Regions from separate parts of the Mus musculus genome. Here region 2 is linked to region 1. The links are chromatin loops, found by intact Hi-C in ENCODE. Cell type or tissue: left cerebral cortex. All regions are shown on one strand. Each heading gives the region's core, and the rest is flanking DNA. Links, peaks and the distances in the headings are about the cores only. Region 1 has its middle 120 kb from the start of 4933406G16Rik. Region 2 holds the start of 8430419K02Rik (a long non-coding RNA gene).

Region 1 (16,604 bases), core at 8,174-10,673:
ATAATACAGAGTGAGATCCTCAGTGTATTAAAATATACACATGAATAAAGTACAGTATAAAACTGTAGTATACTCTTGCCATTTATATTTTACAAACTGTAGGGAGTGGTTTTGATTCTAAGGTCCTGTTCTCCAATTGGTTATTGATCGATCAATAAAGATGCCAGGGACCAATTGCTGGGAGGAAGGAAAGAAGCAGGACTTCCAGACCCCACTAGACGCTAAGAGATACAGGAATAAGAAAGAGGAGTAAGAGAAGAAGAGGAAGAAGAGGAGGAGGAGGAGGAGGGAGAGGAGGAGGAGGAGGAGGAAAGGAGAAAGGTGATCAGCCAGGTGAGATCTCAGGCAGAGCAGCCATAGGCCGCTCCTCAGGCAGGAGATTAGAAACACAACTAAGCTGAGGGCAGTTTTGGATTGTTGAACAAGGAGAAGGTAACAGGAACACTAAGCTAAGAGCAGATTAAGAGGTGCTGAGCTAAGAGTGTTGGGAAGGGTGCGCTAGCCTAACAGGAGATTAGAAGCACCTGGCAATTAAGCCAATAAAGCAGGTTAAAATGGAGCTACATTTGTGTGTCTGTATTTTTCATCCTCAGATACAATATTCTATGGGTGGGGCTGGTAGTGTGGCCCACCTGTTCCTGGAGCAATAAAGCAGGGTAGTTAAAAGTCAACACGCAACAACAAACCATAAACAATACAACTGAAAAGAAGATTCCAAGGCCACTTGGAGGCTATCTTGATGCTCATTCAGAACCTTCCTACTGCCCAGCTCCAACCCACAGACATGCCTGTCTATGAGCATGTGAAGTGTGTCCTAGCCAGACCCTTCAACCGTGGGAGCCTGTGAGGAATAGTGGGGTGCTCCTTGCTCTTTTCCCCCCCCTTCCTCCTCTCTTCTTTCTCTTTCATCTATTTGTTTGCTTTTTATATGTTTGTTTATTCTTACATTCCATTTAGACCCCCAGGTAGTATTTGCCAATGACAAACAGAACTCAGCGTTGTTCTTGCCTTGCCAATGCTGGTCCCTGTGAAGGGAGGACTGGCCATTTGCACATCTGATTGTTCAGCAGAGTCATGATTTTGAGAGCTCCCTGCTGTGTGGCAGGAATTATTCTACTATTGTGTTTTTCTTGATTAGATACATCTATGGGGGAATCAGGCAGGACACATGCACTATACTCTATCAGCTTTAGTTTTTCCGTTAAATTGAGTTCTATTATGAAAATGTTTAAGCATACATACAAACAGAATGATATGGGGTACCTTCATGCACTTGTCACCAACGTCCATTAGTAAATGACAATGTGCTCTAAAACATGCACCTGACTGCAGCTGCAGGCAGGAGAGCCGTCACACTGTACAACCACCATTGGTTTGTACCTGTGTGTTGAGGAAGCTACACCTTACACATCAGCACCCACAGGGGACTTCAAAATGCATTTGAATAGTAAACACTTCTTTTATTGTCCCAGAATAAAGAAGTTTCAAAGCAAACAAAGCTAGAATGACCTCCAAATTGTTACTCTCCTCATTTTTCAAGGAAGACTTGTAAATAGCTTAAACTCGCTGCTTCACAAGTACAGGTGAAGACAGAACCTTTGGCTAAATACAGGGATATGTTTCCTGTATAGCCATATGTCTTAAAAGAAGCAGTGGTGTGTGTGTGTGTGTGTGTGTGCACGCATTCGATAAACAGCTTGAGGTCCTTAACATAATAGGTAAGTTTACTCTGTGTCTACGCACTAAGGTGCTAGAGGCTAGACCGGCTTCAAAAGCTGCTAGAACTGTGCAGTCACAGCAGGCTCCTGCTGATTAATGGGCTGCTGCCATCTTGAAATTCTCCACTTTTGAGCAAAGTCTCTGCATTTTCACTTCACCAGCCTGGTATCCATTCTTTCCCAGAGCTTTTGGAGGACAAGTCACTGTTCCAGGGATGACATGACCGTTTTATTAAGGCTTCCTACATTTCCTACTTTATGGCCAAGACTTGACTTAAATACACCAAGAAATAAGGTAGGGGGTCAAGGAGTCTCCTTGAGTCTCGGTGGACAAGAGTTTACAGCATAAACATGAGGACCAAATTTCAAATACTGAGCATCCCTGGAAAAGGCTGACTTTGGTTTCATACTTGCTGTGGAGGCAGGTGGATCACTCAACTTGCTGGCTGCCAGCCTAGTTCTAGACCCAATGAGAGACCATGTATCAAAGGTGAGGAGAGAGATACCAGAATAGCCATCGTCCTTTTCTGACTTCATACAGACATGTGTACCTGCCTTCCCACATCACACACTGTTTGTTCAATTAGCTAAATAGCAATTGTCTTATCCCATGGTCATTGGTGTAATAGAGTTCACAAGACATGCCAATACATAAATAGCAAAAACTGTTCACACTTCTGGAGGCAGGGGAATAGACAGACAACCGGTAGGTTCACTGTCTGTTGGGATTTAAGTTCCATCCCAATGGCAGCCCCTGCAGTAATCCTGACACACAGAAGAGGCCTGGCCCTTAGAATCTACTCTTGACTCTCCATCATAATGGTGCCGGTCCACACTTCTTCACTTTTGCTCGTTGGGAGAAGACCACGATGGGACCACAGTGACACCTCCAGGGCTCTCACTTTATTCTGTTGCATCATTTGTTTGGGTCACACATTATTCAACTTTAACCACTATTCTTGCCTTTGAAATGTCTCCAATTTTGTGATTCTGATCATGTTTTGTCAGAGTTTGAGCAGACATTGATCTCTCCAATAGCAAACCTCTCTACTCTGTGGTTTCCTCTTAAATCTGGAGTTCTACTCCATTGGTTTTTATGTAAATAGCATTTTATTTTTATTCAAGTTTGTCTGCTAGGTCTTATGGTCTGGGGGTGTTAGATCATAGACATGTTAGATCATGTGAAGGTTCAAGAAGCCTTAACACTTTACTTGAAAATATAAAAGAATGGAATATCCCAGGTCTTTGAGAAAATTTTAATCACAAACCATACACTCTGAGGAAAATTTACCCTCAGATCCTTGGAGGAACCTGGTTTTGATTTTCAAGGTGGGGAACTGCATCTGTAGGCAATGGAGGCAGATGTGCGAGATTGGCAAGATGTCTTCTATGAAACCAATGTTTTTAAAAAGTCTACAACATTATTAAACATATTAAGTACTTTAGACTGATAATTCCTAGCCACATTTCTCCAGCCTACAAAATGCCTAGATTTCTAAATTGCCAGAGTCTTGATTTGTTTCTTGCATAGGAATCAAGACTTCAAATTCTTTATTATAAAAATCTGTTTTTTAAATGTTTCCCACCTGGAAAATAGACACATAGAGTGTTTCCATCAGTTTACAACTTATATAGTAGTATATGTATGTGTGTGTGTGTATGCATGTATGTCTATGTGTATGTGTCTGTTGTATCTATGTATATGGCCTTTATGTGTGTCTGAGTACCCATGTGTGTCTCTCTGTGCACATGTGTATCTATGTGTACGTATCTCTCTGTGTGTATATACATGTGTGTGTGGTCTCTGTGTGTCTGTGTGCATGTGTGTGTGTGTGTCTCTCCTTCTGTGCATGTGTTTGTATCTGTGTTTGTTTGTGTGTGCACACACATGTATTTATGTATCTCTCTGTTGGGTATGTGTGTGTCTGCATATGTCTGTGTGCACATGTGTATATGGTCAGTATGTGTCTCTGTGGAGATCTCTCTGTCTGTGTCTGTGCATGTCTGTGTGTGTCTGTTTGCATTTATGTGTATACTTGTATGTGTGGGTCTGTGTGTATCTGTGTGTGTCTATGTGTGTAAGATCTGTGTATGTGTCTGGGTGCATGGGTTGTGGGGGTGAGACTCTGTGTGTCTGTGTGCACAAGAGTGTCTGTGTGTCTGAATTTGTCTGCTTGTGTATGTCTTTCTGTGTGTGTGTATCTGTGTCTGTGTGTCTGTGTGAGTGCATAAATGTGTTTCATTTAGAAAGAGATTTTGTTCCCTCTCCAATTAGTAACAATTGAAAAGGTCATTTGATCCAAGTCAGACTGAAGTTACCTCTGAGTGTGAGGCTGGGGCTTGCCGACAGTGGGGCTTGCAGACATTGAACCTGTGTTAAGAAAGAGCCAGACACTGGATCACAGGCTCCACCCAAGCTGATGATAATCTCCAGAACATGGAGAAGTTAAGAATGGTGGCTTGGCATGCAAACACATCCTTAGGAGAGAACTAGGAAAATGCTAGGGTGTTCCTGTTGTTACTTTCCTCCAGTGTCTCAATCTGAGAGAGTAATGGAGAGCAACTACAATAATTACAGAAATTCCCTTATATTTTCCTAATGGTGGATTTTAAAGAGTTACTTTTTGTATCATAGTGCTTACTTCTACCAATGTTTAGAATACAGGAACTAAAAAGTGGAGGGCACCTCAACATTATCCAAAGTAACAATCATGACACAGTGAAAGGGAAGGTCACTCCAGAGTGCCCTGGCACGGGGGATTATCTTAGTTAATGTCAGTGCCACTAAGCGGAACACTGAGGAATCAGGATCTAAAGACTGCTAGATATGGTCCAAGGAATGCTATAATCTGGAACTGGGATAAATTGGCAAGAGGCAGAGTGTCCTGTGAGGAGCAGGTGTGGCAGCAGTCCCAAGATGGCGCCCGGGACTGCAGCTAAGTCTTATGACTTGCACCTGACTTCCTCATACACCTGAAAATAAGCCACAACCATCGTGAGAGCTGCAGGTGCACCATGATGCTGGCGGTGTAAAAAAGTCCATATTTGGTGGAGACATCCCCCTGCTGCCCTGATTGGCTGAAGCTACATGCCTGATGAGGTGGCGTGGCCTGCCGTGAGTGGATGGGGGGCTGAGAGTATATAAGCAGACCTCCCTGGGTTCCCAGAGTCCCCGTAGCAGCATCGAGGCATTCCTGCAGTAAAGGCTGTTGAGAAGAATCCAACCGTGTTGTGTCTTCCTTGCCGGCCGAGGTGGGTGCGACAGTGTCCCACTAAAACAAGGCTGGGAGGCTAAATGCCCAGGTCCAGAAACAACTAAAGGGCAGTTCTGAGGTGGGCTTTTAAAAATCTAGTTTAAAAATAGGCATATGCATCCAATGTCTCCTTGTGTCCTTCAGGCATCTGACTGGATCCCTGGCACGCCTCTCTCCACAAAATCAAGGGGAGCAAAGAATTAGGTAGAAGATGAAAAATTCTGAGAATGGGGGACATTTGGCCATCAAAGACCACCCATGAGTGCCATCCAAGCAGGGGAAGGATAGGTGAACTTGCAAATCCCTGGGTGTACTGGGGTGGGGCCAGGTAGAGCCTGGAGGTTGCCTGAGAATGTTCTGGCTCAGGCATAGGACCCTATGTATCAGGACAGGGACACCAATGGGAGCTGCTGTGATTAGAGGCAAAGTGAAGTAGCCCAGCAGCCATGACAAAGTCCTCCAGAATGCCACCTCAGCTTGCTCATTCTCAACTGATCCTAGCAGAGGCTTGGCCTGACTTGCTTTTTTGGGGTGGGAAACACATGAGCTGCTCTTGAACTCTCTCTTGGAGGACAGTGCTTGAATCCTGTGGTAACTAGGTTTTGTGCCCAAGGCAAGCAGTAAGAATGCTACTGCATGGCCAGGAGAGAGAAGCTGTGCCCACAGGTGTGCCTTAGGGCATCTTGCTGCTTCTTAGATCTTGAGGGCCTAGTTCATGGGGCCAGAGGAGGCCAGATGTCATTTGCACATCTTGCTGCTGCTGCAGGTGAGCTGGTTCTTGCTACCTTCAGGATGGAGTAAGATGGTGAGTGTAGCCATGGCCTCATCATGACAGTGGAACAGTGGTCTGTGGTTCTCATTGCCTCTGCCTGCATCACAGGGCAAACTGCAAGCAGAACAGGTGACCTGAGTCACAATAAAGTGAGCACCTCAGGTCGTCCTGTTTTCTTGTTGAATTTTTGAAGACTCATTTTTATTATGTGGAGTGTGTGTGTGTGTGTGTGTGTGTGTGTGTGTGTGTTGTCCCTAAACATATATTTATTTAATGTTAGTATTAATTTTTGTGACCCATTTGTTTAAATCTGGGCCATTTGTAGAAACATTGGATCAGAATTCACCATTGGAACCTGATGGGTGACCAGTGGGCACACAACTGCAAATATTGACTAGCTCTCCCTCTCCCTGAATTTATCAGTAGCAAGCAATTCAGCAGCAAGGTACTGAGCCTCTCTTTCCTCCACTCATGGCTGTCGATGGGCTCACCTTTGTATGGACTCAGTGTATATAGTGTAGGTTGTGACTAGAATGGCAGTTAGTGGATCAGTGTCTTGTCCAGAGGGTGGCATTTCTCAGCTTTTCTTCTTGTTATCTGCTCTGATGTCCCTTAGAGGAGACATCTTTAAAAGTCTTATTTAGAGCTGAGTGTTCATCTCTCACTTGTTTTCAACCTCTCAGATAGGCACACGTGTCTCATTAGCCACCATTCACTGGAGAGAGAGAGAGAGAGAGATCTCTGGTTTGGGCTGAGAGTCTCATTTTGGCTATAGGTATAAACAGATATTTAGAAGACAGTTTTGAGGGGAGTTTGACTCTATGTCAATTTAGCTAAACAACAGTATTCAGTTCTCTCCTTGGGTCTATGGCATCCTTCTTACCCGCACCAACCCCCTTGAGTTTTGACAAGGCAGACATGTTTTATAAGTGTTAAAAGATAAATACCCTTAAGGACATTTGTAAACTCAAAATTGTATCAGTCACTGAAGACAAAATGCTTGCTTTTGAGGACTTTCAAAGTGACAATAATAACACATAACCCTATGAGTGTGTTCACACTTCTTGGTCGCAAAATAATCTCTAGACTATCAGATGCCTAGAACACAATCTAGGTCTGCATTCTTCAAATTAAGTAAACTAGGTATTTCTCCAAATAGCTTCTAACACAATTACAATGGCCACACATCTCTCCATTGACCTGACTTTGATGTGTTTTCCTGTGTTACTGATTCTTGGTTTGCCACACAAACTTATAGATGTGGCTACCTTCAAAGGCCTTTCATGTTTTTGGCATAGAACTGTCTGCTTTTAGAAGAGTTTGTCTCTATTTTATCTCTTCCTTGACAAGACCCCCCCCCCCAATTTGGTCAGAGCACCAAGAGACTGAGGCAGGAGGCTGGGCTGCAACTCCTGTGTTGCTGATGCTTCAGGAATGCCTGAGGAAGGTATTCTGTCTTACCAGCCACCGGTCCCCAGGACAATCAGCTCTGTGCGCAGGCTGACATAGGCAGATGCCCTTCCTTTATTTGGGGCATTTGCAAAGTTGAAAAACTGAGAGAGGCTTCTTATCTGAGGATTTAGACTGAGAGCACTATCAGACAGAGGAGCCTCATCTAGGGGAGTAATACAGGATCCTGGGAGAAATGCATCTTTATGTATTTTTGGTAAAGAATATTGAAAGGGGAGCTGGCCCCTGATAAATTTATTCCCAGAGTGTGCCATTTTGCCATGCTAACATGTTTTATTAGGGTTCCAATGGCTGTGAGAGATCACAGTGATCAAGAGCAGCTAGAGGAAGAAAAGGCTCACTCTGCCTCACATTTGCACGTCACAGTCTGTCACTGAGGGATGTCAGGACAGGTGCACCAATAGGGCAGGACCCAAGAGACAGGAGCTGATGGGAAGGCCATAATGGAACTCTGCCTTGCTTCCATGACTTGCTCAACCTGCTTTCTTACAGCCCAAGGATCACACAGCCCTCAGTGAGCTAGGTCTTCCCACATCCATCACCAATCAAGACAATGCACCACAAGCTTGCCCACAGGCTGATCTGGTGAGCACATTTTCCAAGTGGAGGTTCTCTCTTCCCAAATGACGTCAGCTCTGTCAAGGTGACAGAAAACAGCCATCATAGAGAGCCATCTGCCTTGGCTGACCATGTGTTAGGCTTTCTGTACAGGACATAGCCTCAGTTGAGGGAACAACTTGCCCAGCCTGAGAGGCAGCAACCTTTCTTGCGGTAAATATATTACATGACAATGATCTGTGTAGGTTATAATAGTCTCTCTTTAGCAAAGTTATGGTTAAAAATTTGGCAGTATTTGTATAGTAAATGACGATTTTTACAGCTTGGCTATAAAAGCTTACTTACATTTGAAATTTGATATACAAGTGCTCCATCCAGGAGTGCTTTCCCTTCAAACAGAATTTTTCAAAATGGTTAATAAAACTGGTCTGTCTCATTTCCTTGAGTTATACAAGCATTTTGGAAAAACAGAAATATATCACTTGTATATGGTCTCTAACACCTTTCCTCAGTTGGCCCTGATGCTAGAAATTTTACCTTATTGAAGATAAGCATCAGTGGAATGGGAAAAAGAGGGACTATGCATAGCACTAGATTAGAGAATAAGAGAGAGGCAGGCAAGCTTTATATTTAACTTTTCTGGAGCCCAGGGGGATATGCCTTAAGAAACAATTAGCTATGTGCATTTTCATTATGCATTTTAGACCTCTAAGTACATAATCACCTGCTCACGTCTATCTGATAAATAATGAGATTTTATTTCACATTTGCATTGTTAATTACAGTATATTGCAGAAGGAAGATTCCAGGCATCTGTTATTAATAGAATGTAATCTTTTTGAATAACAAGGGCACTTTAAATAGACAAGAGAATGCACCCTTTCTTGGCGGCCACCCAGATCTCTGGGAGCTGTTTGTCTGGACATTAAGGTGGATGTGGCAATGACAGGAGGAAATCTCACCATGCATTGAAATACCAAGATAAAACACCGTGTGACTTACATCTGGCAGAGGGGTTGTGTGCTTATATTGAAAAAGGAGGTGCATGACTTTTAAATGCAAGAGCAATAAAAAAATGAACCATAAAATACTGTACCTGTGTGCTCCTTTGTAGAGTAAGGCAGTCTCTGGTCCCATGTGAGGGCTCAGTGAGAAAAGTCTAGGCTAGGTGGGCTTGTGCAATGATAGTTGTTCTGAACAGTGTTCTTTCTCCCTTCACGTCTCCACCTGGAGTCCAGTTGAGAGGTGTTACAAAGGAAGTGCCATATAGTGATGGCTGAGGAGCCTGGGAATTCTTCATCTGCATCTCATTGTAACTACCCTAGTGATGGTTAAACTTACTGAATAATGGCGTACACGTATATGACTCTCTCAATTCGGCGAGAGGCTGCACTCTGTGAAACTATCATGAAAGCTACTGTGAAAAGCAGGCACTGTCTCTTGGGAAGTCTCTGGGATCAATGTTTGGCTCCACCCCTTCCCTCCAAGAGATTTTAGATCTTTGTCAGCCACTGTCTTTATATGCAAAGGTTTTTTCAGAAAGGGGATTGACCCCTCTAAAGAAGTCCCCATAGTTACTCCTCATTAACACTCCTCATCCAATCCCAGGCTGATCTGTTCTCCATCATGTAATTGTACCATGTTGAGAATGTTATATGGACAGAATTACACAGTTCATAACCCCTGGAGACAGATCTGCTAAGTACAAAGCTCTTGAGATTTACCCAAGCTTACCTCAACAATTTAGCCCTTTTTACTTCTGGGTAGCATCCCACTGTAAAATTATGTTGATCATCAGAGGACCTGTGTGTTGCAAGCAGTCTTTTGCTATTACAAGAACTGTTGATGTGAGCATCTTTGTAAAGGCTTCTGTATAAACAAAAGCTTTCATCTTCTTGGGAGAAATACACAAAGATACAATTGAACTGCTTTTCAGAGTGGCTTTGCTACTAGAGTGTGTGAAAGACCCGATTGTTTGCATTCGGTATCATCTGTGTTTCTCCTTTAGCCATCTCAGTAGGCAATCTGCATTTCCCCAGTGAGTAATAACATCCAACACTTTTGCATGCACTGCTGACATCTATAGGTTCTCTTTTTTGAGGGAAGTATCTATTCAAGTCCCTTGTTCATTTACAAAATGAGCTTATGTATTTATCTTAATTTGTTTTTATTCATGTGTATATGTATGTGCATGTTCGTGTCTGTGTGTACACATGTGCACACATGCATATGGATATGTGTACAAGTGTGTGCATTCATGTGTGCGTACTCCAGTGTGTCTGTGTGTGTGTGTGTGTGTGTGTGTGTGTGTGTATGAGTGTGAGAGGCATGTAAACCTCGGGTGTCATCCTCAGAAATGCCATTCACCTCTTTCAAGATAGGCTCTCTCACTGGCATGGAGCTCACTTAGAAGTGACCAGCTTACCAGGAAGTGGCGGGTATTATCCTGTCTCTACTTTCCCAAAGCTGAAATGCTAAGCTTGCAGGCTACCTAGTATCTTAAGAGAGTTCTAGGGACTAAAGTGATATGCGGGTTCTTGCAAGTCAAGCCATTTACTGATTGAACTATTTACCCAGCCCAAAAAATAAGCCTTTGAAGAAGTATTTCCTCTACATTTTGATGTATACGTGTGTGTGTGTGTGTGTATATATATATATATATATATATATATATATATATAGAGAGAGAGAGAGAGAGAGAGAGAGAGAGAGAGAGGAAGAGAGAGAGATTACTAAAGGTTATATATATATACACACACACACACACACACACACATATATATGTACCAGAAAATTCCTAATAAAGTACATTGATATTTTTCTTGTGTTCTAGATACTAAATAACAAATTAGAGCTATAAAATAAAACTGATATAAAATAAAGTTTATGCTAGCCTTTTTAAAAAATGTAATCAAAGCATAAACTTACTTCAATAAAGGAAAAAGTAGATGGCTTAATATATGGAGTAACTTGAAAATAAGAGCACTTACTGCTCTTCCAAAGGTCATGAGTTCAAATCCCAGCAACCACATGGTGGCTCACAACCATCCGTAAAAAGATCTGATGCCCTCTTCTGGTGTGTCTGAAAACAGCTACAGTGTACTTAGATATAATAATAAATAAATCTTAAAAAAAAAAAGAATACTAATATGGGATTTTTAAAAAAATGCATCCCTCACCAGCGTGGAATTCACAGAGCTCTGCTTGCCTCTGCCTCTTGAGCTCAGAGGTTAAAGATGTGTACCTTGTGCCCAGCCCAGATAAATGTTTACTTGGAAAGAATTCCCTCATAGTAAAGGTAACTACCTTAAGCCTGAATTCTTGGTGTTGGGTCTCTCACATGATAGTATTGTTTTGTCTTTGTCTTGTGTTTCCTCTTTCTTCTTCCATGGAGATGATTCCAAATGATCCAGAAGAATGACTCCTATTGGAGCACTCCTTCCCAGGTGCACCTGACACTCATGGGGCCTGCCTGGATCACTGTGCAAAGGAACAGGACAAAGCAAGGTGTTGAAGGGGCTTTGTCATTTACAGCTTTTTATTTCTAGTTTTACACAACAAACAACTTGTTTGTACCCATATCAATGAGATGACTTTGTGTGTGATTGAGAATGCACATCTGAAGTCCTGCATCAATAACTTCCTCTTCTTCCATGCATTATCATGGAAAAAAAGAAAAAATCAGTTTATTATTCTCAAATTAGTCTGTCTTATTTTTCTAAGATTGACTGAAAAACAATTTGTCAACAGCATTTTCATCTTGCTTCAGAGTGGTGTGATTTCATCTTGGCTACACTATAGTAAGGTAACTGTCTGTAGAAACTAATATACTCCAAGAATAAAACCATGCTCCCCCAAATCAACAGATTTCAATGTGTAGTCCTTAGTTTTATGAGGATCACCAAGTCTACACAGGAAGTCTTCAAAGTCTTTGACTCTTGGCTGGTACAAGGAGCACAGCGTTTGTCTTCTTATTTCTTTTCTTTTACGAGCACACAAGGAAGGTGTCAGGATGCCATGTGCATGCAGGATCCACGTGTATCCTGGTGCTGTTGGAGTCGACAGCATATTGTCACCACTGATTCTTAGTAGCATCTGTAGATATAACGAACAAACAGAATGCCTTTAGGGCTCCTTCACTCTTAAGAATCTAAAAGAGGGACCTGAGAGCAAAGAGCTTTGGAATGCTGGTTCAATAGTATAAATAATTACCAATGCCTTCAGAAACTCCTGGGTCAACATTCAGTGCAAAGTTGCAGAGATAATTACAAGTTAGAAAATAAGACTTATGTGGAGAGCTGGGACTGCTTACCTTGGAGAGGAGAAGTTGAAGATGCCCTAACTGTGAAGGCGTGCCACACAGAACAAGATGACACCATCTTAGAGTGCAACGTGAGTGAGATTTCAACCAGAGATAAAGGGGGAGCGATTTCTCAACAGAGATTGTTAAACATCAGAGTGAATGACTGGGTGAGCTTGTGGAATCTCCCCCGTCTAGAGGTCTTTTAAAATGAGCTAGCTATTCATTTGTCTGGGATGATTTAAATGTGAGAATGCCAGAAAGCTGGGAGGGGTGTGTGTGTGTGTGTGTGTGTGTGTGTGTGTGTGTAGGGGGTAGGGGGTAAACTGGTGCCTTGCCCCACCCCCTCAGACTCTTGGTCCTATAATTAACTTGATGAAAGGGCCTGCAGTGATTTTCTATGAAGGGTTGAGACAGGAATGCACTTGCTGACCTCCAGATAGGTCCTGTGTGGGAAGGTCAAAAGATGGGCCTCATGGCTAGTGTCAAGGAAAATGACTGATGCCTGTGGGAGTCCAGTTCAGGCTAGATGTAGAAGGATGGTGACCTGGATACCTGCTAAAAATTTCCTTACTGTTTACTGAGGACAAAGTGACTTTAGCTGAGTGGATCTTGGAACATGTCAAATCTTAACTGAAGACATTTGGGCACATGATGTTCATAAATCTGAAGGGAAATAGGTTGTAATTCTTAATTTTATAAAGGGACAGGAATTATCCATGTGAACGGAAAATATGAGAATAATGCTTGTCGGTGCAGTCTCTTCCTTTTGTTATGTAGGGACACTGAGTGGTCTCCTTCAGAGCTAGCGACATAGTATTGTTTCCAGCTTCCAAAGCTACTTCAGAATTTGGAGATTAGAGATTTGAGCACAGGGTCAGAAATCCACAGAGGTGGCCAGATTCCAAGGACGTTTGTTTCTTTGGCTTTTCACTTGAATAACGCATCTGGAATAAACCACAAAGAAGAAATGGATGTGAATGCACTGGGCCTCATTGGATTCTAGCATGGGGCAGGACAATATAACGGAAATCAGTGGGGCCCTGTGGGATAGTGATAGGTTAGAAAATGTAAATGTGACTTCTCTAAACAGAGACCCAGCTCCCACAGTCTCTGTTGACACTTAAAAACTGTCTGCATCACATACTATCTTGGCCAGGTTGAGTGATGGAAAGCAGAGCAACAGTTAATGAATTACCCACAATCCCACCCCCACCCCCACCCCCACCCCTGGGCTCCTTACTGCAAGAGAGTCTCATCAGATACCATTCAGGAAAACAACCCTGGCAGATAGCAGATAACCTCATTGTGGGAATGAGTATCAGGGTTCTATCTCCAAAAGAGACTCAGAGGCTACTGATAGCTGCCTTGACAAAGCCTTGGTGTTGAAAGAGATGGGAATCTCAAGCCTGGGCCCCCAGAGGAGTGCAGAGAGGAAAGGACAGAACACGGAGCAATTAGGGTTTTAAGACAATGATATTTGATTTTTTTTGTTTGTTTGTTTTGTTTTGCAAGACAGGGTTTCTCTGTTACAGCCCTGGCTGTCCTGGAACTCCCTTTGTAGACCAGGCTGGCCTCGAACTCAGAAATCCGCCTGCCTCTGCCTCCTGAGTACTGGAATTAAAGGTGTGCGCCACCACACCCAGCTAATATTTGATTTTTAAAATCTGTGTCATACAAATATTAAATATGAAAGTATCTTGTAGCTTTATTTTGTGGCTCAAAATAAAGGGAGAAAGAAGGAAGGGGAGGAGAGAGAGGAAGAAAGGAGCAGAGAGAAGTTGAAAGAGAGGGAAGGGAAGAGGGAGAGAAAGGAACAAGAGGAAGGGTAGGGCCAGGGCAAGGGCAGGGAGTGGGAGGGCCTTCCTGCTTGGGGAAAAGGAAGTGATCCTGTGGAAAAATACATTTCCAAAAGATACCTGCTAAAACCATACATTTGCCACTTTGAAATGAACTAGACAATGTCTGCTTCTCTGTGGCCATGTTTGTAGCTAAGCCATATATAAAACAGGAAGGGAAGGTTAAGATGTGAGCTCAAGCCTTCTCCTCATTGTGGAGGAGGGCGGGAAGTTTTTCTTCCTGGGCAGAGCAAATCCATGGTGATGAAAATGAACTTTGTGGCTACAGAGGGACAGGAGGTGAGTGTGCATGCATGCTTAAAACACCTCTGCAAGTCGGGCTGGAGAAGCCTGGGCTAGAAACGAAGGCTATGTTTTAAGAACTCGACAGCCTGGACGTGGCCTTCCCTTACTAATCTAGGTCATCTTTTGTTTAGACCGCTGCCTGCGGTGTCCCTCCTTCCCCTCAGCACCACACCTTCACTTCCCAAGACAAAGGTCAAATTCATCATAGCCTCCATATCTCTTAAAGCCTGCTAGAACTCAACACCCTCACAGCCAATCTTAAACTCCTGTGATTTGCCACCCTGCTAGTTATTTTCATGTCGTGCTAATTAATACTTAAGAGCAATAGCTGAAAGAGTAGGAAGAGTCTCTCTTGGCTCACCATTTATACGGTTCATTCTAAGGATGTGTGACTCCTATAGGCTGGAATGGTGAAGGAGGCCATGCCCCTCACCACAGCCTGGAAGCAGGGAAGAATGGAACATAGAATGGGGGTCTCTTCAGATCTGGACCCTCAGAACAAAGCCTCTGAGTAGACCTCACCCTCTAGCTGAACACAGAGCAAGTGTTTAGTTTATAAGCCTGTGATGGGCTTTGCACATTCAGACCACCACAGCCTTGTAGTAGACTGCACATACTAGACCGTGTGTGCATCTGTATGTGCATATGTAACTGTATGTGCACATACTAGACCGTGTGTGCATCTGTATGTGCACATACTAGACTGTGTGTGCACTGGTCAACTCTACTGTTCCCTTGTATAATGCCTGTCACTGGGTTTCTGATAAGATGGCCTTTCTCAGCTTTGAGGGTTGTGTGTGCTAATTGCTCAATTCATAGCCTACTGAGTGGAGTGTGACATAACGCACCTTCTCAGGAGGGACTGATCCAATGCTCCTGTGAATCTGGCCTGTAGAAGCATATTTATTACCACAAGTCAGTAAAGCAACAGAATGCGTTCAAAGCTAGAAGTAATACATTTCTCCATGGATATTTATTCAAGTCATTATAATTTAAGAGCAGAGCAAAAGGGGCATCTGTATGCACATGTGTGTATGTATCTATGTGTGAAAGCCAGAATTTATATCTACACTACAGTTTTTCAGCCACAAGTTACATAAAATTCAGAAGCACTAGAATGAACAAAACATTTTAAATGTCAGGTTTTTATCCTCCAAGAATAATGTCTTGATTTTTCAATTTTAAACAAATAAGAAACAAAATTACCACCCTACTTCTTCATAACAAATTTTTCCTTGTTGTAAAAATCCTATTTTTCAAAAGCTGATATATTTTCTAAGTTCTTAAACTAATCTTTCCCCCTAAAACTACATAGTAATGACATCTAAAAAGAAATGTGGTCACTGGTTTCCTTAGTTTTCTTCTCTCCTCTAAGCAAGGATAATTACAAATTATTTTAAAGAGAAAACTATGACATTCCTGCAAATGGGCGCCCTCCAACATAAATATAAATTTCAGGCCAACTAACTTCTTTTTCATAAAAAAAAATGTTCTCTGTAGTTGTACAAAGCATACTTCAGTATTATAAGGAACATGGAAAACACTTGAATAATTACTGTTGGCAGACACATAATTGTGTTTAAGTTCTTCCATTGTTCATGTCCTTTCTCTCTCTCTCTACCTCTCTATCTCTCTGTCTCTATCTCTCTGTCTCTCTGTCTGTCTGTCTGTCTGTCTGTCTGTCTGTCTCTGTCTCTCCCCCTCCCCCCCCCGCCCGCCTCATTCCTCAAACATATTCTTTGTTTGGAATCAGGTTCCAAACTTGAATTAATTTCTTCTCTGTGCCAGTTTAGACTGTGAGAAAGGGCCTATTGACCAGATTTCCTAAAGCTCTTTTGGGAGATTCATTTGTGAAGTTTTTTTGTTTGTTTGTTTGCTTTTGTTTTTTATTTCAGTTGGTTACACAGATTTTTCTTCTAGGTAAGGGGAGAAACCAGTCATCCTAATTCCAACATTTTCATGCATGAAACCAGAACTACAGAGATAACAGAAATGGGACTGACTCCTGGATTATTTTATACTTAAAGAATATTTCTCACTGATTCTTATCGCTCCTTATGAAACTTATGTCCTTTGTATAAACAAACAATCAGACAGACAAAAATGTACAGATCATGTTAGGGAAAAGTATAGAATTTGTGACATAAAGAACTCTAGAAAAATTTACTTAAAGGTACTCATGACATTTCATTCTCCCAAAGGTCCTTGGAATAAGCACTTTCAGACCTGATGTGAGCAAGATTCTCAGGTAGAATGGATCCTGAGTTGGGTTAGACCACAATGAAGTGTGTTGAAAGCCATTAGCAATTAAGAGCATGGCTCCGTGCTGATTTTCTTTTATGGTGTATTTCATGCTGCTCATGCACAGTAGGTAATACACATGGATTC
Region 2 (16,604 bases), core at 7,221-9,720, 310 kb before region 1:
GTAATCAGCTTAATTTCTTTTTTTGTTATTTTTCGTTATTTTGAGAAGGAAACTTGACTGGATATACTTTCATGTTCAAAAGATTAAAAGTTGTGTCATTTTGCTTCATAAATGGCCTCCGCAATCCACTTACAAAATACGCAAAGAAATATTGAAGGCTCTGAAGATAATAATTTATGAGCTTTTGGAAATCAGGGGAACTCAAAGGTAAAGTTGTGTTAGAATGACTGCAATACTGTAAAAGAGAACTGTCCTAGCTTTCTGCCCCTGAACAACATCCCTTACACAGCCTACAAAGTTACAGGAGCAGCCTGCTGCCTGCATCTCTCCCTCTGTCCCCTTTTCCTCCTCCAGCTAAGGGTTGAGGTTGTCTGTGGTGCTGAGCTTGCTTCGGGCGCACCTTCCTTAGGACCTCCAGGGAGTGCCCCCTCCCCCCCTCCCCCCCCCGCCCCCCCACACACACATTTTCTCTGAGGGTTTTTTTTTCCACCCCCAATTCATTGTCAGGTATATTTTCATCCCCACAGGCCAAACATAGATCAAAGTAAGTTCTGAATGTGGGTGGTTATTGCGAGGTTGAAACACTATATGTCTGAATATTACACCCCTCCCCAAATGAGGAAGGAAAAAAGAATAGGAGCGGAGCGGAGGACTGTTAACTGCATCTAAGCAAGATGGTGCTCTTCCTGGTTCCTGACAGGCACCGGTGGGAGCCAAACCACCTGGGAAGGAGCCTGTTTTAAAGGACAACAGATGAAAAAGCACCTCGAGGCAGGAGGTACCTGAGCTCAGCGGCTAAGGCCTTCCCTTAGGAGTATTTGACTGGATTCAGGGAAAAGAATCCAAGGAGGATGAGCAAGTCCCAAAGAGTCAGGAGACTCCCTTAGAGAGATGCAGCTGATGAAGGCCTGCCCCACATTCAGGACTGCAAACTTCCGGACCATTTTGAATATTTCAAAATGACACCAGCATACTCCTGATACCATTTCCTTCCACTGTACATTGTAATTACGAGCCACCTTCTCTTTTGTCAAACTCAATCCCTCTAAGCATCCTGCTTTGGGGACCCACTTTGCATTCTGCAATACCCCCTATTCCTCCCAGACATATATGTCAAGGAATAAGGAGTTGAGACATGACATATTAATGTTTTTATCTGGGGACTCTCTGCTCCCACGGGAAGGGAGGGAAACCAAGAGCAGAGGGCGGCGGAAAGCAAGCGAGAAGGAATCACTCCGAAGCTCCTGCGGAAATTCATATTCCGTGTATGTTCCTCCTTCGTCTAGAATAAATCCTGCAGGCCTCCCCACGCAAAGCCGGCGGCGTTTATTTATTTGCATGTCATGCTTATAATGCAGTAGAAAGCAAGACGGATCTTCTAGGAGGGGAGGCGACGACGCTCACCTTTCAGGCTCTCTCCCCTAAATAAAAAAGAATTGACCGGCGGGGCGCCTAAGAATTTATCTTGAGTTTGCGGTCATTACCTCTATTATATGGCCCCAGCAATAAATAAGTCGGGTAGTTACTACCCAACAATAAAACTGTACTGTGTGGGACACCTTACTATTACTTTCTTAATAATCTGTCGCTTCCTTCCCTTTAAATCTTCCAGTCTTGTCTTTTCACTCTTTTACAAGGATCTATCTTCACCCCTTGAGGGTGAAGCTCTCTCGGATCATTTTTATATTTCGTGAACACAATAATTTTTCCTGTCTAAGACTTGCTGTTTTTCCTATTCCCGGCTGCTTAATCTGCTTCAGCACAAAGAGTCGGCCAGGCCGGATCAAATATCCTTTTCTTTTCCCCTCTCTTATTTTAATTACGTTGTGCGTCCCATTAAGGAGACATCCCCGCCCTCCCCGGGTCGCAGCCACCCATGGGGGCTCTGGGAGGAAGGATGCACTCAAGTTCGGTCGCAGCGAGCAAATACAGTACCAGGCAAAAGGGGAGTTTGCCCAGAGTAATTCTCCCGTATGGGGTGGCTGATCTTGGGGATCCCACTCTTTCCACTTTCTGGCTGGCGCTCCACGCAGGCACAGTGCGCCACGCGTGGACACGAACGCCGGCAGCCTGGGCAGTCCTGGGAAATCGGACCTCGCCACACCGCGCTTCCCCGGCACCCGCGACACCCCTAGTCCTGCACCTAGGCTTGGGCGGGAAGTGGGGTGGGGGGGGGGGAGACACAGGGCATAGGAGGGGCGTTCCCCTCGACTGCTGGCTGCGTTCACACCTGAGCTCCCTGGGAACTCGTGCTGGTTTCTCGGTCGCAGACCTAGCAGCTACTCGCCGCCGCGCGTGAGGCCAAGTCCAGTCCTCGCCCGAGCCCCGAATAGCCCCAGGAGCCCTCCACCCTGGGGGCAAGGAGCTGAGCCACCGACCCGCCGGCGCTTTTTCAAAGCACAATCATACTTGTTCTCCCTGCAGCTCCAAAAGTGACGCGCACCGGGAGGAAAGGACTTCGAGCGTCCCTCGGAGCTGGGGTGTCCTGTGAGGAGGGTGCGGGAGCGGGAGATTAGAGGCAAATGGACAGTTACCGCATGGGGAGGAAAGAAAGGAGACGAACCTGCGTGACTTTCCCTTTTGTCTCAACACTGTAGGTCCCTCGACAGCAGCAGGTTCAAACAGCTAACCCCCCACCTAACAAGGTTCCTATGTGTGAGACTTAGATCACTGATAAAAACAGAACCCATGGAGAGAGAGAGGGAGAGAGAAAGAGAGAGAGAGAGAGAGAGAGAGAGAGAGAGAGAGAGAGAGAGAGAGAGAGAGAGAGAGAGAGAGAGACTGAAAAGATGGTGAACTTCTCACCTTTCTTTAATCCAGGTTCTGTGTGTGTGTGTGTGTGTGTGTGTGTGTGTGTGTGTGTGTGTGTGTGTGTGTGTGTGTGTGTGTGTGTGTGGTGTGATGTGTCCATCCTTGTTAATTGCGTTTTGCTGGGGTGATCTTTTAGAACTCGAAAATCGTCTGGGAAAATATTCACGTTTGGGGTAGAAAACATTTTTTATTTATACCCCTGACATTTAAAAGAGCAGAATTAATTTGTTCTGTCTACATTAGCATTGAGAGAAAGTTTCCGAAATTCAGCCTGGGGAAGGGGGGGCGGGGGAGGGGGGTGGAGAAAAAGAAAGCGCGGAAAGGAAGAAGAAAAGCTAACCTTGTTTTGTGTGTCTCTCTCCCTTATATCAGATCTGTAATCAATCATTGAAATAGGAAGCAGCAAAATTGTAAAGATTCGATAGATTAAAATGCAAATGAAAGGTAGAAAAAGAAACATTAACGCGGCCACCAAAGATTTAATAACCGTAAATCAAGGTTTTTCTGTTGCAGCTGCAGTTTGTGTGTTTATGTTTTAATCATGTTCAGTCCATAAATAAATAATTTCTGAAACGAGACTAATTTTTCATTATTTTAACCGTGAGCTATAACACTAAATATTAAACATAGAAAATGTGCATAATGCCACATGCCCAACCCAGAAAGAGAAACCCTTGAAACAATTGTTTAAAAACCAAGAGGTTTCACTTGTGTGTTTTGAAAATCAAAGTATTTGTGCTAAAAATCCTCTCTCCACAGCCCAAAGTTTATTTTCCTTTAATATTTTATGTTAACAATGCACAATTTATTCTAAAGATATGTGTGGCTTCCGCATCCATTTCAGTGTGAGCATTTTCAAGGCAGGAAAATGCCAGAATATATAAATAACACAGAACCCCATTTCAAAGTACCTGGACAATTTCTGGGTAATATTTTATAAATGTTTCTTCTTGGGAAGAAAAATTTGGTGGACAATACATTAAAACTTTTTTAGCTTAATAATGTTATATTTTTTCCACGAAGGGATATCTTATCTCTCTGTTTTATGATCATTCAGTGTAAGCTTGTATGTCAAGGTGTCAGGTTATTCAAACAAACTTTAAGTATTCTTTTTGTTAACTATGCTGAAAGTTTTCCATTTTGGTTTTTCATTTAGAACATTAACTTCTTAATTTAGAGTTTTACCACTTTAAAAAAAAAAGAAAACATTTATTCTTTCTGTTCTTTTCCTATTTTCTCCCTCCCTCCCTTCCTAGTTATTTATTTATTTATTTTGGTGATCTTATTAACATAAGAGAGGGCACTCCATTTCAGCATAGAAATGCTTAAGAATAAGCTTTTTTCCCCTTAACTCTGTCGTTAAACGATTTAGAGTTGTCTAAGCCTCTCCTCTTCCTACAAATTACAAGAACAACCAAATCTAGAGCTCACACCTCCTTCCTCGAACCTTTAAGTTAAATGTGAGCTGAGTTGATATTCTCCTTTCCACCCCAAACAATCAGGTTTTCACTCTGACAGCCCAATAATGCATTTAGTTTGAAATTACACTTGGATCTTTTCTCCTTTGTATTTTTTTTTATTTACTCCAGTACAACGAGATGACTTGATTTTCATGGGATTACATGTACTCCATTCAGTATTAGTGGGACATTGCTACTCAACTAAATACTGCCTTAATGGACAAATGAACTTTTTTATTTGCTAAAGTTTGTAGGTGGGTTTGGAAACAGAGTATGCCACTGATTTGGTTACTGTTGAGAATCAAACAGACACACACATCATTTATCTAAAGAGGAGAGTTGTAGCTCTGTAAAAGGCAGAAGCAAGCACAGAATCATGGGGAATTATTTCAGTTTATTGCTCTTATTAATTAAACCGGATGTGGTTTTATTCTGCACTTTTTATACCGACCTTGTTCGAAGCTTCTGGCGGCTTCGCTTCCCTTCACTCCCAATTCCTCTCATTCATTAGATCCCTTTTTGATGGGGCCTTTCCTACAGTACAGCTCTTAGGAGTTACAGTGGAAAATCTCACGGGTCTTGGGGAAGATCATGCGTCTCCCGCCCCGGGGAAAAACAAAACAAAATACAGGCGGAGAGGGGGAAAAAAAGGAAGAGATGCTTTTCTCATTCTCTTTCAGCATTCCTTTCGTTGAAATGCAAGACAGGTACTTGATTTAGCATTTAAGCAAAAGGTTACACAAACCGCGTTTTAGAAAGTGTTGGGATGTCCGGCAGGGTCAGCCCCAGATCAGATCATTTTTCGAATGCAGACCTAAAGATAATGAGTACTTGTTGTATTAAAGGGGACAAACAGTACTTTGGCTTCCTCTGACCCCAGAATGCACGGCTTGGTTTCATTGATCATCTTCCTTTATGAGATAATGCAATTACAAACATCAATAAGGGGCTGCAAGGGGAATCATTATGCTGTGACAGTGATAAATGACGGTGCAGAAATAGCATGCTTCCCCCCCTAACAATCCTGGAGCCCAGGGGCTCCGGGGGCTGAACACAGTCGCCAAGGAAACAGATGACATCCCAAAAGGCACCAAAGGAAAAAATAAAATGAACAGTCTTTCTTTGCCTTTCACTCTTTTCCGTCTTCCAAAGAGTTAGTTTTGGCTCTAGCAGCAGCTGCCACACAGACATTTCGTTATTTCAGACATTAAAGACTGAAGCAAGCAGTGGGAGACTCCTCCCCTTAGTCCACCCCCACTAGACGGGCACACAAACCTTGCCATTCGCATTTTAGAACACCTGAAAATGCACGTCTCAAAAATCGGATTTGATTTGCACACGCTGTTTACCACCCACCCACCTCCCTCCCCGCACCCCCCAGAAGAAACTGAGTCTCCAGGGGCACAGTGGCGCCTCACGGATCTGCCAGAAAAGGGACTTTGCTAGTGTCTGGTCTCTGCTCTGAGCCGGGAGGCAGCAGTGGTAGGAGCCGGTTACTTGGGGTCTTTGCTGCCTTCCTAGGTTTTTTAGAGGTGACGTTATCAGTGACCCTCGATCTCCCGAAAGGGAGGAATCCGGCTCTTTGAAAGCCTAGACCATGCTCAACAACGTCTTCAAGGGGGATCTCTATGCGCAGTCACCTACTCAAATCCAGAAAAGTGGGTGAGGTTGGCAGAAGGGTTTTGCAGCGATTTCGGCGCTCGCCGCTCACCCCCACCCCCACCCCCAATGCCTGCGGGGACTGGGAGAGGTTAGAGCCTCGGGTCTTCAGGTGAATTCGGAGAACCTGTCACTTTTAGGGTGGTGGAAGAGAAAAGTGCTGAGGTGTGAGGGAGGCCTAGGCAGAAAAGCAAGAAAGGGAGGAGAGAAGGGGAGCCAGAGAGTTGGCCATCCTGTCTTTCAGTCATGTCTCCAACCCAGAGAAAGCAGACAGTGGGATCCTGAACTCTCCGGTACACTCTGCCTGAAGCTAGGGTGCCAAGCCAGAAAAACGACGCCGGGGAGAGGACCCGTAGGTGTATGAAGCAGGTGACTCTACTCTCTGCTTTCCTAATGGGCTAGGACCTGGGAGTAGTTTTCCTCCCAGAGAATAAAGTCACTGGTCCTAATGAACACAGTGTGGGGTAGAGGTGGTCAGGGCTAGGAATTATACAGTTGATCAAAGGAAGACTGGATTAAAACTAAATCCAGAGTTTCAGAGTCGGAATTCCCTGAGGTGGACTGAGCGCGTGAGCAGCACAGGAGTTACTTCTTCACCAGCTAAACCAAGCCCCTAAAAGTGCCTCCCATCTCCCTATTAAAACCCTAGGGTATCATTTTTAGGGCAAAGACTCTACAACGCAAACGTCTAGCGGATTGCCCAATATATTGTTTGTGTTTTCTTTCAGTTCCGCCTTGGAAGAGAATGTTTTAAACTTTTTGGGGGGGCGGCGGGAGGCTGGTTCGATGTGAAAGAGAACCCTACCCTTCCCATTATTTCTTGGCTTCAGTCTCCCAGGAAGACCCCCAACTCTCCCGCCCAGATCTTTTCCCCCAACCAGAGAGCTCTTAGCCTCTAATGCTGCGTCTACCCTTGATGGTATGGTTTGCCAAAGGGCCAGGGGGTGCTGGGTAGCACAGAAGAGACCAGGAAAAATGATGACTCAAACTGGGCGCCCCACACACAAACCCACACCTCCCTGCTTACGGTCCAAACACCCGTTGAGAACCTATATCACCAATTTCTGCTTTAACTGCCTTCCCAAGGGCCGAGGGCCTGTGGGATCCAAAGTGGGGGAAGTTTCTAGGACTTTTAAGGAAACTTGAAGGAGCTTCTGCCCAACACACTGTGACACTATTCTTCTCCATTCTACCGGAGTGCTATACACTCTGGAAGCTCACCCTCTTGCCCAGCCTGACTGTTCAAGGCAGCCTCCAGGGCCCAAGCTCTCACCGACATGCTCCCATGAGCGCCCTGGGATTCGGAAGCCGGGGCTCCGTCTGGAAAAGTCCTGTGAAAGCATTCTGGCAACTACAAACCACTCTGAGGGGTTCCAATTGACGGAGCCCAGAGTGAGCCGAAGAAGTCTTTGAATATGCTTTTGCGCTAACTCATGGACACCCAGGCTACCGAGACAGTTAATTCTTCTTAACTTTGACTTTCAGATGGCGGAGGTGGGGATGGGGGCAAGCATAGGACTCTTCTGCAGACCCCGAGTACCTCGGAGTAGTGTGGGATCACAACTGAGACCCACCCGCCCACGTACCAGCTCCAGCCCCAGCCCCAGCCCCGATGTCGTGCAGAGGGAAACTAAAGGGAGTCTGAGACGCGGCTGGAGCTGGGTGAGCCGGCCGCGGCGGTCTCATTAGAGACATCTCAAAACTCCTCTCAGCCCACCCCCAACACCCCCCTCCCGCCTACACAGGGGGAGCTGAAAGCATCACTGAAGGCTCGGAATTCCAGCGTAAAAGAGCAGTTTTCCCCTTTCACAACGTTCGGACTTTGTCCCTGGAGTTACTCAGTATGCGCTTCTGCCCGGAATGCGATCCCCATACCCAGATCCATCTTCTCTAGGCCCGCTAGGACCCGGCACCCCAACTGCTGTCCTTGTCGTTTGGTCTCCCCAGGGCTCCACCTAGCACGCCTCTCCCCGCGGTAAAACTCGTGGGCCGGGTTCCCCGAGAGGAGACAGCCTCCAAAGGAACTCCTAATACCATCCATACAGCTTTAATGCGCTTATAATTCGATAAGTGATTTCAATTTGAAATTGTTAGTAACTAATTTTATGGGTAATTTTTCCACATCAAATATTTAAGCATCAGATTAAGGGCGCCAGTTCCGACGCATGATCATAAGGGGGTTTCTTCCCCCCCCCTCCCCCCCGCCCCCTCAAAACACACTGCCGCGCTCCGCCTCCCTCCGGTCTCCTACTGCGTCGTTTTTCCAAATCCCCAAAAGGTGGCAGTAGAAGACGACTTTCCTCTTTTCCTGCGGCTCAAAAGAAAGGACAGGGGTGAGGGGCTGGGGGGGGGGGGGAGCGGCGGGGGGAGGGGTGGGGCGAGAAGAGGGCCAGGAGGGACTGGACGGTGCCAGGACTTTGCAAGCTGAGCCTTTAACACGTTTCCACCACCGCGCTAGCGAGAGCAGTGGCGAATTTCCTGGAGACGTCTCGGGCCACGGCGGCGCGCCCGGCGGCCCTGGGGTCGGGGTGCGGGCGACTCGGCACATTTGCACTCAACCCTCAGCCTCGTACAAAAGCGGGAGACGCAGAGAGGGACCCACCGGCTTCTTTCCATTTCTTTGTAGTTTAATATTGTCAATACTGTACAACCAACCTTGGCTCCTCGAGGCCGGGCTCTTCGAACACATAAGTCGGGGGGGGGGGCTGTTAATGGGGGGGAACTGGGGAGGGTGGAGGGAAACTAGGGGCGCAGCGGATGAATTGCAGACCAGTTGCCAAACTTTTTCCCCCTGCTGCCGCTGCTGCGGCTGCCGTGGCTGCAGCCTTTGCTTTGAATGTGTGTAACTAGGAAACAGCAAGCCGTCTGAGAAGACGGAATTTCCAACGTGTAAAATGTTCTTAACGGAACCATTGAGCGAGTGCAATAAGGCGTGAGGGGGAACTAATCTTCCCATTTAAATGTTTGTGGCAATTTTATCTAAATGAATTTTAATGCTAAACGAGGGTAATTCCCCATTTGTAGCGCGTTTGCTTCTTTCCTGTGCTTCTAAAGCAGTCGAACATCGTGCAATGAACAATAACAATAAAAATACTTCCAAGGCATATTATTCATTTTGAATGTGTTATAATTACATTTGATTAAATATGATCGGGTAACATTTTTAAATTTTTTGTAAAAGAAACTTAGTCATACTAGTCTCATTCAGCCAGCGGACTCCCCCCACCCCCCCACCCCCACCCCCAAAAAAGAAGCCTGTATAATTGTGTGCCCTGTTTAGGGGAGGGCGTTTTGTTTTTGTCCTTTAAGAAACATCAAAACCACTCTCCACACCTCTATTATTTTCCTCCTTCCGATAAGTGTCGTCAATAACCTCAAAGCTGGCTCTGAAATTTACAAGAGGAAAAGCTAAAACAGAATTAAACGGGAGGGTGTCAGGGGCAGGAACAGAGAGACCTGAGGAGCAAGGCTCGCACAATCCTCACTCCGAGGGGGGAAACCATGGCACAAAAGCTTGCTTTATTTTTTTCTAATTCCTAGACATTAATGATCATGATTCTTTTTAATCTCCACATTCCCCAGCCCCCCTTTGCTTGCGCTCACTCTTCCCCTCCACCCCCAGCCTCTCCCCCTGTTCTTTTCACCACCCTCTCCTTTCCCCCTCCTCCCCCCTCCCCGGCTTTCTCCCCACCCCGCCCCCTCCTACCCCAACTAGGCTAGAGCCTCCAGGATAATAAAGGCTGACTCACCGGGCTTGTACTGGGGAGGCAGAAGTAAAAGGACGGTTAGTTTATAAAGTTTATTATTATTTTTAAAAGTAAATAAATGGTTGTTAACTGCAACTAACCACCCATCAAAGAAAATGATTTCACTAATATGGACTCTTATGCAGTCGTAGAATTGTCTCGGGGCCAAAATAGGAAAGTTAAACAGTCCCATCTTTGGGGGGGCGAGCAGGGCGAGGTGGGCAACAGCTCTGAGACCAGGCTGCAACCTCTCTCACGTTCTCTCTCTCTCTCTCTCTCTCTCTCTCTCTCTCTCTCTCTCTCTCTCTCTCTCTCTCTCTCTCTCTCTCTCTCTCTCTCTCTCTCTCTCTCTCTCTCTTCTCCCTCCCTCCCCCACCCCCTCTCTCTTCTGCACACCCACGTGTCAGAAACAAGGCCCCATAAACAAAAGGTGAGAGTGCACACCTCTGCTCCTGCAGGTGAGGCAGTGACTCACCATTACCATTACTGAGTAGAGCCAACCCACAGCTGGTTTCTCTTTCCAAATAGAAAACAGGATTGCTGTGGGCAGTTTATAAGGTGACAAGGGTCTGAATGTCAGGCTAGAGTTTAAGGCTTCTGACTCATCCTTTGTTCCCAAAGCAACCAAAAGGCTGTTTTCTTAAAAAATTAATTTGCCTTCATTAAAATATTTGGATATTTCCCTTAGCTTTATGAAGCACTTTTTAGAGCAGCGATTTTATTTAAGTGAAATTATAAGCTATTGCAGCTTAAACATGTTATTTTGAACCATTTAGCTGGCTGCCATGCAGAAATTCTGTACAGCTGTTCTGGAAAATTGGTTAATAACCAGTTTTATCCAATGAGAACATAGAGCATATTTATAAAAATTAGATTTTGAAGTCTGGTCTCTTCAATTTTATATAGTTAATTTCTTAATAAACATGTACTGCTGGCCCTAGATAACATCCCTGGCAAAAGGCTGACTGTGGGCTTCAGCTCTGTCACAGCAGGATTTTACTGATCATGTAGGCGACTAATACTGAATGAAGTCTGAGGCTACAGCTAGCTTAGTGACTTTAACCCTTAATTTTGTTGGTATTACCAATTCGTTAAGTCATCTTAATCCAGTAGTTATTGTTAAATAATTTACTCAGTGGTTACAATTTTCAAATACATATGGCCCAGGGAGCTAATTGTTTGTTATCATTAAAAATGCTGTACTAATCATTAAAAGTTTGAGGGACACATCTTGTAAGCAGTAAAGTCAGAATGACAAAAAATAACCTTTTCATTCTGGAGTCTGACGTCATGACTGCACTCAATGACTGAAGCTGGACCTGGAGTTTGCATACTTTTAAATGCTAAGATAGGACACAGTGTGCCATGACTGTTATTAATAATTAGCTCCTTGTTTTCTTGATAGAAAAAGGCTATTGACAAGCATTTTTTATCCACAACAAAAAGTATAATTAGCGTACCCCACTCAGTTAACCTTATATGCATGCCACCTTGCACTAATCTGCTACTTTCACAAAAAAAAAAACAAAATAAATGCAATAATACAGTTCATCTTTCCAGTCCTTTTTGCACAAAATTTATTTACAATGTCTACATAAATGCTCCAAGGTGGGACTATGGAAAAATACACACATGACCAATGCTTTGCTGAGAAACAAAGTCAACATATTAAAAAATAAATCTTCAGTCTATGTTTTTTGAGCTGCATAAAACAGGAAGTGATGTATAAGGTGATGGTTGTTGTTGCATGGGGACGATGATGCTTGATGTGACAGTTAGGCTTCTAAACACACACGGCCTTTGGGTTTCCATGCCTCCTCCTACCAGTCTCCTTAAGACACTGCCTGCAACAGCTGATTAATCATTGTTGGTGACTGCAGTTTTTCCCATCCTTCCCGATTTACATCTGTTCAGGCCAATTCAAATATGGTGAGTAAATGAATTAGACATGCAAATTCAAGCCCCAGGCTAGAAAGAGGGAGAGGGAGGAGAAGAGAGAGAGAGAGAGAGAGAGAGAGAGAGAGAGAGAGAGAGAGAGAGAGAGAGAGAGCGCACGCACATGGCTGAAATCCTAGGCAAGAAGAAAGATTCTTCTGCCTGATAGTTATTTTAATGCTCTAAAAATCCTGCAAATCAGACCTTCCTGTCCCTTGCAGGATAACTGTAAGGCTTTTTAATGTAAGGAGGCTTCTGGAGGAAGTGAACAGCTATGGAAACAACACACATAGTGTGGAAAAATTTCACATTTTTTTTAAAAAATCTATAAGAAACAACGTAATATGGATAACAGTATAATAGCATTTACAATATTTCACTCTTTGTTCTTTTAATGTCTTATATAGTTATTTTTGCATGTCCCCCGAGTTGACTTCGGATGGTTCTCCTGCATTTTAAGAGTCCCTATGAAGAACTAGGGATGCTCCTTGGTCCAAAGTAGATGTCAAGAATGGAACTCCATAGTCCTTGCAGGAAAAGACCTGATTCGAGATCAGTCACCATTGTAGACAACGCATATTCCCTTAAGCTACTGAGCGTGAATGTCCATGACTTGTGCACTCATTGTCGGGTCTCCTGTGTTAAGAACCGAGGGGCTTGAGGCTGACATTGGCATTCCAGGGTGGGGCTGTCCTCCATGCATCATCACTGCGGGGTGGTGAGGGTGTCCAGGAATGTACGTATGCATGGGGGGCCCATGACGCAGCTGAGCAGGATGGGGGGGCATCTGGGCTTGGGTATAACTCGGCTGTCCCATACTCACACCCATTGGGCCACCCCGGGCTACATACTCCCCTGGCATACTTTGCAGCCCTGTAGAAATTCAAAAGAAAGAAACAAAAAAAAAAAAACAAAAAATTACAGAAAGGCAACAGTGTGGTTCTGACTATGGCAATCCTATGAAAGCCAGGGAACATTGTGATGAAGGAAGGGACTGGGGCCTTGTGAGACATTATTTTGATTCATGTGGAAGAAGATAAAAGGATAAGGATGTCAAGCTGGAATCAGAACTGTTTCCCTTGCAGGGCCATTGGACCAGTCCTACCAAGTCTAGTTTTAAACAAAAACACATTGGTTTCTGATTTAAAGAAGCATTTTTGTTCTATCGAGAGCTCTGGTCACTAAACATTTCACACGAAGCAGAACAAGGCAAGCTCAGTGACAATGATTACTTAGCAAATCCTGTACCTTTGGAGGGGGGGATCAAAACAGTTATCAATAAATTCCTTCCACATGGCCTCTTAGAGCTGGAGGGGAAGAAAGGCTTCACAGAACTCTGTCTACCTTACAATGATTTTGAGAACAATAAGAAAAATTGGACCTAAAACAATACTCCTCTTGCTTTGAGGGGCCTCTTGTCTTCTGCATGGATTGCTCTAGTTGATGGAAAGTGACGGGCGTATTGTTTCTGAGAGCCATAAGCTCCATCATCATCAAGGGTGAAAGGCAGAACGCCATTGCTAAGTATGTTCAATTGGCTTTAGTTCTAAGTAATAGCACACTGTGAATGCGATGAACACCTTCGAATAAGGTCTCCAGGCTCTGGCAATGAATGGCTGCTTAATCTAGCCTAAAGGAACATTTTTAAACTAATGAAAATTGCTTATAAAATATACTGTACCCACAGCTCTTTAATCAAAAAAGATGATAATATTTTTTGTAATAACCTATTAATTTAATTGGTCACGAAGCATAAAATACATCATTTAAATTTAATTGACCCAGAAACTAAGAAACAATATTTAAATTAACTAAGCTAGAGAATTCCATGATGAGGTAATAAGACTGTTGATTTCCAAGCTCAATGGAATGCTTTCAGAGTGAATTGTTAAACTTATATTGGACTCCCACCCACAGAAGAAGACCAGCATGTGTTACCCTTGGCCTCAGCAAGAATTTTAAATAGTGTGTTAATATAATCAGGGGCACATCCAAGACTCTGAAATCATGGCTCTTAATTCCAAAAAGGAACGCTAGAGAGATGCTGTTAAGGGCAATTTAGGAAATGAACTAGGGCTTTGGAGTTCAAAACAGTTTTGCTTGTTTGAACTCAAATTTCTGGGGTGTCCTTTTAGGAGAGAAAATGACAGAGTGAGAATCTGGGACAGTTTTCCTAGGCTCACTGCACTAGGCCTGCCACTGAAGATTGCATTAATGATCTCTATTTTTGTATACTGAATAAGTCAAATCCATTTGTCACACTGCAAGTGATGGCATACTTAATTTGGATATAGTCAATTAGCCTGGGCTAAGCCCTGAAGCCTGCTGTGCACACCTCTATTTTGTATTCTCCCTTTTTCCATTGCCACACGTAATCCCATTATGATGGACAGACAAAGGAACAAACTAAGGGAAAAAAAAATCAAAGTTTAGTTGTCTGAAGCTCAAAATATGCCTTTACTTACCCTAAGTAAAGCTGTGTTTATTTTACCTAAAAGAAGTTCTCTGTTTGGCTTTTTGGTGTCTTGCAGGTTAGTGTAGAAATGTAACTCATGCATCAACTGCGGTTAGACAGATTTATGGCACTTTGGGGACATGCTCTTTCCTCTCCTTGCACTGCTGCAGACTGCTTACATTTTGCAAATCAGTCTGTTGCTATGACAACCCACTCCCCCACCTCCTGACTGTTTCTTGTTTTGTCATGTGGTCAGTACTGTACAATAGCAACACACAGGATAAATGTATATCATACACAGAATTTATCAGCCTAAAACCTTGATCAAAACCAACGAGAGAAAAAAAATGAAAGGAGCAAGAAATAAGGCTTTAATGGAAAGGAAGAAAGAAGCATGAAGCTATGGGCAAGGAGAACATGAGAGGACGCAGAAGGAGAATGTTCCTAGGACAAAGTGAAGACAAAGGCCCCGTTTGTACTTACTTCCCCCTGGCTTTCGATTGGTTAACTAGATGAAGGTTACATGTAGTGCCACTGCCCCTCCATGCCCATATTCATGCCCATTCCACTCATAGGTCCTAGAAGGGAGATAAAAATCCAAGAAGAGGCCAGAAGATGAGCAAAGTCAACAGATAGTGCCAAAAGACCCTTTAAAAAAACCACAGGTTCTAGGTGGCTGAGAGGCAGTAAGATATTGCACACATAAAGGTCCTGGCTTCCCCTTTGAGGTCTTAGATGCACAGATGGTAGGCAAGGCGAGGCAGGCAGCTGGAGAAAGCAGAGGGTGGACTTCTTTACCTGCCCTGACAGGGACTTGGGGAGGGTAACACTTCTGGAGTTAAACGTGAAAAAGTACCATACCAAAAAAAAAAAAAGTCTTACCTGGCGCTCTGATGCCCATGTGCTGCTGACCGTCCATTACAAAACCTCCCATTGGCTGTCCATCAGGGTTATAAGGTGTCCCTTGGCTGACTACAAAAGTACACAGCACAACTTCTTAATAACGGGGGAGGGGAGAGAGCTAGGAGAGGGGAGGGGGCACAGAGAACATACCAAGCAGATTACATGTGGTTTTTTTTTGTTGTTGTTATTGTTGTTGTTTTGTTTTTTTTTTTTAACCAAAGTTAATTCTTTCTCTCAGGCCAGTTCTATATACCTGGGAGACTACAGTTTCAAGTGTTATCTGTGTTCAAGGAACAGGCTAGCCACGAAATTCATGGTGGGGAGGTTTGTCTGCTGGTTCCATCATGGGCATTTTAAGAAAAGAAGACACTGGAACCTGACTAACTGGGTATGGGCCCAGTGTGGTGCCAACAGAGCTTTGATGGAGCTGAGAGCAGAGTGGTATTTCAGAGGCAGGGTTCAACCCTGCAGCATCACCCCAGGTATAATTTGGTCGCTGCCTTTGCTACCATGTTATAATACAAAACAAATCCTAGGGCTCATGACTGAAAAACAAACAAACACGAAAAGGTGTTATTTTTTTTTTAAACTGCGAGCACCAGAAGACAGATACTAATGAGCGAGGCATGAGAATAAGAGCCGTGTATTTATATCACTAACCAAATCCTGTGTTTTAACTGTACATGAAAAGCTGTTTCAGAAGTGAGCTGCCTTGGGTTATTAAAGCACACAAAAGCTCTACCTCACTGAATGTCTTTGAACTTTACTGAGTCCCACAAGTGATCCCGACCCCTTTGCCCTTTTGACAGGTAATAAAGTTTACAGCAATTCCACACCAAGCCATGCACCAGGGAGTGGTCATAGTGGCAGAAAGCTGGGTAGGCAAACTTGGGGGAAAAATAACATTAATATATTGAATGTTTACAAAGAAGGTTGTAGCTGAGCACTTGGAGGTTTAAGAGTTACTTTTCTCCTATGGCTTTTTATTCTCTACCTTCTTCAAATGTTTTATAATGATGTTAAATTGATTAGTGTGGTTACAAAACCAAACTGGTTTCATTTCTAAAGCCAGGCACTCGTAGTACTCACTCCCAGTTCATTTACCAGGCAGCAGCCCTCCTGGTGAATGGCTTGAGGATGCTTTTCGCTTGCCTGACTTGAATACAGTCACTAGAGGGGACTTGCCTGCTCGGTTGGACTGGTCTATCATGGGCTGCACTATTCTTCTCCGGGCATTAATAAACCTGTAACCAAGAAAGCAAAGCATATCATTATTGCATAAAAACATAAACAAAAGGTAGAGGAAGAAATGAATCACAGAAAGAAGAGCAGGGCCCTGGCAAGCTCAGCCCAGCCTCCTTTCTCTCCCTCGCGGACAGCTTCACATGCGGCAAAACCTACAACCCCGTGACCTTTGAGTACAAGGCTTGGGTTTCTGAGTTGATTTATGTTTGCCTGTTTTACCACAGTTGGACACTTCCATTTCATCTTTTCATGGGGGAATTAGCAGAGTTTTCAGGAAACAATGCTAGCCACCACTCTTTTCAAAAGGCCGGGTGGGAGTCGGAGGAGACACAGAGGAGAAGCTCTGAGGACATCTGCTCCCTCCCAATTACTGACATTTCAATCTTACAC

What was found. Peaks named below come from ENCODE experiments on the same cell type or tissue, not always from the same donor. Only the 100,000 strongest peaks of a DNase experiment are listed, where the experiment ranks them.
Region 2: a loop joins it to region 1, with 2.4 times the contacts of the local background. A loop is called at or near these places in 4 of 42 quality-filtered maps.

The regions. Positions count from the first base shown.
Region 1 is chr11:19,181,273-19,197,876 of GRCm38, forward strand. No RefSeq gene overlaps it. Among named protein-coding and RNA genes, the nearest start is that of 4933406G16Rik, 120 kb to the left of the region's middle. In left cerebral cortex, for the core only: no CTCF peak of the experiment used is centred there; a DNase peak (open chromatin) is centred at 9,689.
Region 2 is chr11:18,869,439-18,886,042 of GRCm38, forward strand. It overlaps 8430419K02Rik (a long non-coding RNA gene), which reads right to left and starts at 8,172. Exons shown (of 4, transcript XR_003949854.1): 1 at 2,564-8,172. Meis1 (Meis homeobox 1) reads right to left here. Exons shown (of 12, transcript NM_010789.3): 10 at 16,155-16,213; 11 at 14,949-15,038; 12 at 10,990-12,484. The coding sequence ends at 12,201. In left cerebral cortex, for the core only: a CTCF peak has its summit at 8,191 (motif pointing right); DNase peaks (open chromatin) are centred at 7,896, 8,344 and 8,828; H3K4me3 peaks cover 886 bases.